Linked DNA regions of Homo sapiens: all the other regions are linked to region 1. A link is a contact called in ENCODE Hi-C or POLR2A ChIA-PET data. All regions are on one chromosome and are shown on one strand. Each heading gives the region's core, a stretch centred on a gene start or an enhancer-like site at or near the end of the contact. The rest is flanking DNA. Distances are from core to core; before and after follow the strand shown. Region 1 holds the start of MORC2-AS1 (MORC2 antisense RNA 1). Region 2 holds the start of OSBP2 (oxysterol binding protein 2). Region 3 holds the start of SMTN (smoothelin).

Region 1 (2,575 bases), core at 43-2,542:
TGTCAATGCTCCCAAAACTTCCATTTAAATTTAATGCAATTATAATTTAAATCCCAATGGAACACTTTCTTTTAGGCAGGGATGGGAACGAACTGGATAATGCGATTAAATATTTCATGTGAGAGAATACATTCTAAGACTGGAAAAGCATTTTTTAACAAGTGAGGGAGACTGATCTATTTAGATGCTGATGACGCCCAAAATTATAGTTTCAGCCAGAACCTCACCCCTCACATCAGACTCACTTGTGCAACTGACCACAGATGTCTCCACTGGCGTCTAAGCGGGATCTCAAACTCAACAGGTCCACACCTGTTGGCTCATTTAGTAAGAGGCTCATTTAATAAGTGGGGCTGGAATAAGTTAATTTCCACCTGGGGGCGGGAGACGCTTGACTCTTGCCTTACAGCTTATACTAAAATATATTCCATAAGGACTATAGGTTGTCTAGTAAAAAATAAATAATAAACATTGCAACAAAATGTAAGAGAATATCGGGGGAAGGGGAGAAGAGAGAAGGGGATTGATTTCCCTAAGCATGATAGGAATCCCCAAAACTTTAAAACATTTACCTTTCAACAAACACCATAAACCAAGCCAAGGACAAACGCATAGAAAACGGACTAATGTTAACTAAGTCCAAGAGGCTTCAGGCGCTTGGCCTCGGGTCAAAAGGGAGACATACAGGCTGGCTCTTCCGGGCAAGAGGAAAAACACGCAGCTTCCTTTCCAAGTGTTCTTCCTTTCAGAGATAAAAGCGCCGACCCTAAGGACATCTGTTCAACGAATGTTTTTCCCTAATGACCCCCGGAAAGTTGGAAAGCCGGGGTAGAAAAGATTTCTTCTGCACTTTGACTTAATTAATGCGCAGCAGCTTGCAGGAAAAAAAAAAAATCCTCGCTTCTCTGTTTCGGGTGTGAGTGGGCCATTGCTCTCCCTGTAAGGAGCTACTAGAGACGCTGAGGCAGGAGAATCGCTTGAACCCTGGAGGCGGAGGTTGCAGTGAGGCGAGATGGCGCCACTGCACTCCAGCCTGGGCGACAGAGCGAAACTGTCTCAAAAAAAAAAAAAAAAAAAAAGTAGGGGATTAGAGCTGGCCACGGCTTCCCCAGAAACCTGCAGTTACTGGAGTAGGAAGAGGCCTCGGAGAATCCCTGGAAGCATCTACCTAAAAGACGCGAGGAAACCCCCAAAGGCCACAGGCACCTGCACCAAACCCTGAGTGCCGCAGGAAGCTCGCGAGGCTTCCAAAGCGCATGCGCAGGTCACGGTACGGGCACGTGCGGCGCGCCAGCAAAACCACGCAGGCGTCTTGTCGCTTCCGCCTCGAGCGTGTGGCGGGATTGCGGAAGCCCTCCACAGTTCATAACCGTTGGCTGGTTATGAACCGTTCATAACGGGCGTTAATAACCATACCCTGTTAGACTAAGCATGGTCCACCCGCGAATCCTCTACAGAGATGGCCAAGCGCTGGGGTCGTGGCTGCGTCCTCTAGGCCAGGTGAGAATTTACAACCCACCCTCGGCCACTGTTGTGCTGTGGCCGCTGATGATTAAGCATGAGGAACTCAGAAACTCTGAACCTTCTGACAAACGGGTTCTCCCCTGCCCACCGCGGTGCCCCAAACCCAGCAGGACAGATTGGTTTACATGGTGGGGCATTGGGGAGGACCCAGAGCTTTCAATAAGGGAAGAAATGATGTGGGGAGGGACAGTAAATCAAAGTAGGGGATTAGGCCGGGCGCTGTGGCTCACGTCTGTAATCCCAGCCCTTTGGGAGGCTGAGGCAGATGGATCTCTCGAGACTGGGAGTTCTAGACCAGCCTGGCCAACATGGCGAAACCCCATCTCTACTAAAAATACGAAAATTAGCCGGGCGTGGTGGCGCGCGCCTGTAATTCCAGCTACTAGAGAGGCTGAGGCAGGAGAATCGCTTGAACCCTGGAGGCAGAGGTTGCAATGAGGCAAGATGGCGCCACTGCACTCCAGCCTGGGCTACAGAGCGAGACTGTCTCAAAAAAAAAAAAAAAAAAAAGTAGGGGATTAGAGCTGGCCACAGCTTCCCCAGTAACCTGCAGTTACTGGAGCAGGAAGGGGCCTCGGAGAATCCCTGGAAGCATCTCAACAGAATCCAGAGGGGACAAGAAAAGAGGAGGGATACGTCTGTCGCATCCTTCCCTTCTCATTGATCCAAGTTTGCACTAGTGGTGTGAGCCCTCCTTATCTTCCAGGCCTTGGTGGGCAGCTGTTGACATGTCCAGAACCCCAGGAAGTGCTGAAGGTACCTGCAGTTCAGGCCCCATGGAAGCCCAGACCTCCTTCACCCTTCGGGGACACTGAAATTGGCCAAATGTTTAGGCCATGAGGATGGCTGCTGAGTAAGCCCATAATCCCTACATCGGACACAAGTAAGCAGGTGAAGGCCTACAGGTAGCAGGTAGGGGCCAGTGAATCTTGGAAGCAAAGATTTGGGGGTCAAGAACAGCAGGGAGCTCTGGGCCCCCATCCTAGCTTCAACCAGAGCAGCTCCAGGACTCCTGGCTTTCCATATGGGCTTCTGGATAAATTTTAGGTAC
Region 2 (2,575 bases), core at 52-2,551, 230 kb before region 1:
GGACAGAAACCCAATGTTCAGTCTTTCCATTTGTATTTCTGATTATTTGTAGTAACCATCAACTTTCGTCATTTGGATAGATTCTTAAGAAAAAAAAAAAATCACTGATGGCTGGGCACAGTGGCTCACGCCTGTAATCCTAGCACTTTGGGAGGCCGAGGCGGGAGGATCCTGGCCTGAGGTCAGGAGTTCAAGACCAGCCTGACCAACATGGTGAAACCCCGTTTCTACTAAAAATACAAAATTTAGCTGGGCATGGTGCGGGCCGTGGAATTCCAGCTACTAGGGAGGCCAAGGCAGGAGAATCGCTTGAACCTGGGAAGCGGAGGCTGCAGTGAACCAAGATCACGCCACTGCATTCCAGCCTGGGCTACCGAGTGAGACTCAGTCTCAAAAAGGAAAAAAAAAAAAAGCGGAAAAAAAAATTCGCTGATGTTTTAACCATTCTGGGGTCACAGCCTCCTTTGTTATGGACCTACTCTGGAAAAATGCACAGACAGGTAAACCTCTGCGGAAGCCTCACAGACTGCCAGCCTACCCAGGGATCCCGGGAGGTCCAAGTTCAGAATCCCACTTTGAGATGTTTCTTGTACTAAAACGCTTGGTTTACAAAAAGTCTTCCCCTATTTGTTTAGAGAACCCGAACGATGTCGTCACTGGCAGCGAAGCGCCTTGGCATGAACCGTAGGCCAGCTGGCTCAGGAGGTGGAGGCGGTGAGGCGGCCACTTGGGGCCACCGCTTCTGGCGGCCGCAGGAGCGACCCACAGACAGGTAATGGCTGCCATGGGGGGCGGGGCGTCGTCTTTAGCCTTTAGCGCCCCTGTGCTTCGTGCGCATTTCGTGGCCTCTGGGTGCCGTACCTGCTTCCCACCCGGCTTTCCTGGGTGGCGGAGAGCGAACCCACCCCAGCCTGGGTTGGGGGAGGGGGCGTCGGCGCAGGGTCCCGTGGGCAGAGCTGCGCTGGGAGCTGGCGGGCTCCGCATTCATCATTGTTCCTCCAGCGCCTGGCACGGCTGGGCCGAAGCAGAGACCGTGGCCTGAAGCGCGCCATCCCCTTCGGAGTTGACCGACCACCAAGCTCTTCCGCCCACAGGTGTTGTCAGAGCTCCTTCCACCGGCCGGACCTAGGAAGGACCCAGGGTCCAAACATGGCCCGAGGCTGGCCGAGAGCACAACAGCCGGCGGGCGCTGACGGGCACGGAGCGCACGGGACCGCGGAGGAACCCGCGCGCGCCCCCGCCTCGCGCCGCGCGCACGTGACTGCGCCCCCGGCCCCGCCCCCGGCCTGCCCCCCGCCCCCACTGGCCGCTCGGCCGCGCGCGGGTCGGCCGGCTCTATGGGGAAAGCGGCGGCTCCGAGCCGAGGCGGCGGCTGTGGCGGCCGCTCCCGCGGGCTCTCGTCGCTGTTCACGGTTGTCCCCTGCCTGTCGTGCCACACGGCGGCGCCGGGCATGAGCGCTTCCACGTCCGGCTCCGGGCCGGAGCCCAAGCCCCAGCCCCAGCCCGTGCCCGAACCGGAGCGGGGACCGCTGTCAGAACAGGTGTCGGAGGCAGTTTCGGAGGCAGTGCCAAGATCGGAACCTGTGTCCGAGACGACGTCTGAGCCGGAGCCAGGGGCTGGGCAGCCATCGGAACTGCTGCAGGGGTCGCGGCCGGGGTCAGAGTCAAGCTCAGGTGTAGGGGCTGGGCCCTTCACTAAGGCCGCATCGGAGCCGCTCTCCCGGGCGGTGGGGAGCGCGACCTTTCTCAGACCCGAGTCAGGATCGCTGCCAGCGTTAAAGCCCCTGCCTCTTCTGCGACCAGGACAGGCGAAGACTCCTCTTGGGGTTCCAATGTCGGGGACTGGCACGACCTCCAGTGCCCCACTGGCCTTACTGCCTCTGGACAGCTTCGAGGGCTGGCTTCTCAAGTGGACCAACTATCTGAAGGGCTACCAGCGCCGCTGGTTCGTGCTGGGCAATGGTTTGCTCTCTTACTACAGGTATGGAAGCGCCAGGGTGGGACATGGGGGTTGGAGGGTGGTGATGCTGCAGGGATGGTGATGGAGGGCCTCCATGGTTGGCGGACACTGCCACTAGTCTAGAGATGTTTAGGGGCATGCATTCCAGCAGGCCAAGTCACGCTTCTGGCCCGCCGCCAAGGGCCGGGGGCCCTGACCTCTGGCAAGGGTGAATGTGATCTGCGGACATGACCTCTGGCAAGCTTGGGTTTTTGGGCAAGTGGGGAGGTGGAGTAAGGGAGTGATCTGGGGCCTCAGTTCCCTTCTGCTTGGCAGTTGTGGGGCTTGGGGCAGCTAGCTAGAGTCAGCCCCTCAAAGTCCTTGCCCTTTCTGGTTCGGGAGCTAACATCATTGTGTGTTTGGGATTGAGGGAGAGAGTCACCTTGTTCAGTCCTTAGGACCCACACTCTTAGGAAGGGCTGCTTATTCTTCCCGCCTGGGGCAGTTACTCCCACCTTTCCTGATGCCTCTGGTTGCCAGGCCTTGGGCTGGGCACCACAGACTCACAGATGTATTGGACACGGTTCTTGGCCTTCAGGAGTCCATCTTGGCATTTTGCGGAGAGCTAGGAAGTGT
Region 3 (2,575 bases), core at 53-2,552, 160 kb after region 1:
GCATCCCAAAGTGCTGGGATTACAGGCATGAGCCACCGCACCTGGCCCGTGCCTTGGTTTTCTGATGTGTAAAATGGGACCACTTCTCAGGGGTGTGGGGATGAAATGAAATGACACATGGAAAAGACTCTCAGTGTGGAGACTGGGCCTTTCCTTAGATGGGGGCTGGGGGGTGTCACAGAGGACCTGAACCGGGGCTCTTCTGGGTTAACAGGCTGAAACCACCTCCCCAGAATCCCACATTATAGTGGTTAAAAGCAGGGTCTGGACTCAGAAGGTGCTGGGTATGAATCACAGCTTTACTACTTATCAGCTGTTGTCCTCATCTGTAAAATGGGGCAATAGTCATGGTCTCATGTGCTTGTTATGGGCATTATATGCCTGGTACATGGCAAGTACAAAATAAATGATTTGTTATTGTTTTTATTTGACAGGACTCCAGACCCCATCCTCCCAACTCCACCCACTTTAGTCTCCATGGAGACCCAAGGGCGGCTTTAGGGCCTCTGGCACTGAAGATGGAATAGCTTTGCCTTGTGGATCTGACCTCCTGGGTACCCTGGCTGATTCCTTGTTTGGTCTTGGACATGTCAGCTCTCTCTGGGCCTCAATTTCCCCCTTTTGCTGAATGACAGCCTGGACTCCATATTCCCTATTTAGGACTCCAGCGCTCCTAAAGGCAGACTCTCAGGGCTTGGAAGGTAGAAGCATGCTACAAGAAGGCAATGTCTGTTCAAAGGTGTGTGGGCTGGGGGAGGCGTGCTGTGTGATTGATTCTGCTCCACCTGAGATGGTCCCGGCACTCCAACACAGGGTCAAGGTGCTGCCAGTCACTCAGTCCCTGCTCTGAGGTGGCTCAGACCAGGTGTCCCGAAAGCAGCCTAGGGACGGCGGCCAAGCTTAAACACTGACGCGAGAAAGGGGTGGAGTCGAGGGAGGGGACGTGGTCTCAGGAACAAAGAGGAGGGCGGAGAGGGGCTGTCCTGAAGGCTCTGAGACTCCTACGACCCCAGGAAACTTACCTCGGCTCGGGGCGCCCCCCCCGACTTGGCGCAGAGCCTGCGTCCCCCTGCCGATGCCCACCCGACTCGCTAAAGCCACCGAGGCAGACGACCCCAAGACTCCCAATTTCCGACCTCCCTGGCCCGCGAGGGGCGGGGCCTTCCTCTCGGGGCGTGGCCGTCAAATTGAATTTTCCCAATGGGGCACGAGAGTGGGAGGTACCCAATCGAGGGTTGGCTGGCGCGTCGGGGCAGGGCGGGGCCAGCCGGGCTGCTGGCGCGGCTGGACGGGCAGCTCTCCGCAGAATCCAGGGGACGGTTGCTGAGCGGGCCTGGGACAGCGGGTCGCGGCACCTCCGGCCTGCGCGTGTCTAATCCGTCTGTCGGGTCCCGAAAGAGCTAAGCCGAGCCTGCGCCGGACGGGTGGGCTGGACTGAGAGGTGGGTGTGCGGACCTCGGGGGGGATCCTGGTGCTGCCCCAACGTGTCCGGGGGTGGAACCCGGATGTCTAGACAGGAGTTCTGGAACGTCCAGACCTGGGAGCCCCCACCCATACGAGAGGTCTAAGCCATGGGATAAAGTTATGAGACTGTTGGGGGAAGACGCCCCCGGATTCCTAAGAGACTCCACGCCCCACAGGGGCGCTAGTCTGTGGCGGCAGAAACCCTGGGGAAGCTGCCACAGAATCCTGAGGCCCCTCACAATGTCCGGCGACCCCAGACTGTGTGACAGGGAGATTGGAGAAGAGCAGCGGCAGGGATCTTCTTATAATCCCATGGGTGTCCTAGATTAGGCATTAGGGTCAGCTGCCCCATAGAAGAACAGACATGGGGGGAATCAGAATGTCCGCAGAACCTAAGGCTGGTGACCACTGGACAGTCTTGAAGAGGTTTAACCCAGACAGAGTAACTAGGTAAGAGGCAAGGATCCTAACAGGCAGAGATTGGGAGGTTGACACCTCTGAGCCTACCAGGATGGGAGGGGGAACAAGCAGTGACTTGAACAGGCTGGGACCCACACACCCCAACTGTGTGGAGCGGTAACCCTCACCCCCCACCCATGCACCGTATGGGGTGACTTCCCAAGTGACTGTTCTGAAGAGAGGGAAGGGATGATTGAAAGATGAATCAACAGGAGGTGGGGGGCAGGCCTGGGGCCACACATTAGTCAGTCACCATACATTAACTAAGCATCCACAGTGTGCCAGACCAGGGCCCCTCAAATTCCAGACAGACATTAGTTGGGGCTACAGGAGGAAGGAGAGATCTGCGCTGGGAGGCTGGGCCAGGATTTAGGGGTCCATTTTGATGGGCAGCACTGGGGCAAGATGGGGCTCTTGCCTCTGTCACTGAGAGTGTTCCAGGCCCTTGAGGGCACTTTGGAAGGGAGCTTCGGAAGCCGGAGATGACGAAGATTTTGATTACATCCTTCTCTGCCCTCTAAGTCTTTGGCTTCCTCCTTGCTCAGTGACAAATCCTTGGCCCTCTCCAATCTTCTCAGTTTGCCTGAAATCCAGGGGTTGGGCAGGTCAGCTTCTGAAAGCCCTTCCAGGTGGGGAATTGAATTCTGTATGA

The links. Hi-C counts contacts between places; a loop is a spot of excess contacts on that map. ChIA-PET counts read pairs that join two places held with the same protein, here RNA polymerase II (POLR2A). Pooled maps may share reads with other maps.
Region 2: a loop to region 1 is called in a map with no recorded cell type, with 11 times the contacts of the local background. The contact joins the promoter of OSBP2 here to the promoter of MORC2-AS1 in region 1. A Hi-C loop is called at or near these places in 1 of 37 single-sample maps with no recorded cell type and 10 of 50 pooled maps.
Region 3: a map with no recorded cell type shows a loop between it and region 1 (12-fold over the local background). The contact joins the promoter of SMTN here to the promoter of MORC2-AS1 in region 1. A Hi-C loop is called at or near these places in 7 of 168 maps with a recorded cell type or tissue (B cell, CD4-positive, alpha-beta T cell, CD4-positive, alpha-beta memory T cell and 3 more), 8 of 37 single-sample maps with no recorded cell type and 15 of 50 pooled maps. POLR2A ChIA-PET finds 5 or more read pairs at or near these places in 22 of 52 experiments (AG04449, CD4-positive, alpha-beta T cell, CD4-positive, alpha-beta memory T cell and 17 more).

What each region holds. Positions count from the first base shown.
Region 1 is chr22:30,921,016-30,923,590 of GRCh38, forward strand. It overlaps MORC2-AS1 (MORC2 antisense RNA 1), which reads left to right and starts at 1,293. Exons shown (of 2, transcript NR_026920.1): 1 at 1,293-1,500. LOC107985544 (a long non-coding RNA gene) reads right to left here and starts at 764. Exons shown (of 3, transcript NR_146603.1): 1 at 573-764.
Region 2 is chr22:30,693,573-30,696,147 of GRCh38, forward strand. OSBP2 (oxysterol binding protein 2) reads left to right here and starts at 1,302. Exons shown (of 14, transcript NM_030758.4): 1 at 1,302-1,981. The coding sequence starts at 1,338. RefSeq lists silencers at 975-1,054, 1,439-1,488.
Region 3 is chr22:31,080,016-31,082,590 of GRCh38, forward strand. SMTN (smoothelin) reads left to right here and starts at 1,303. Exons shown (of 21, transcript NM_134269.3): 1 at 1,303-1,441. RefSeq lists a silencer at 1,185-1,344.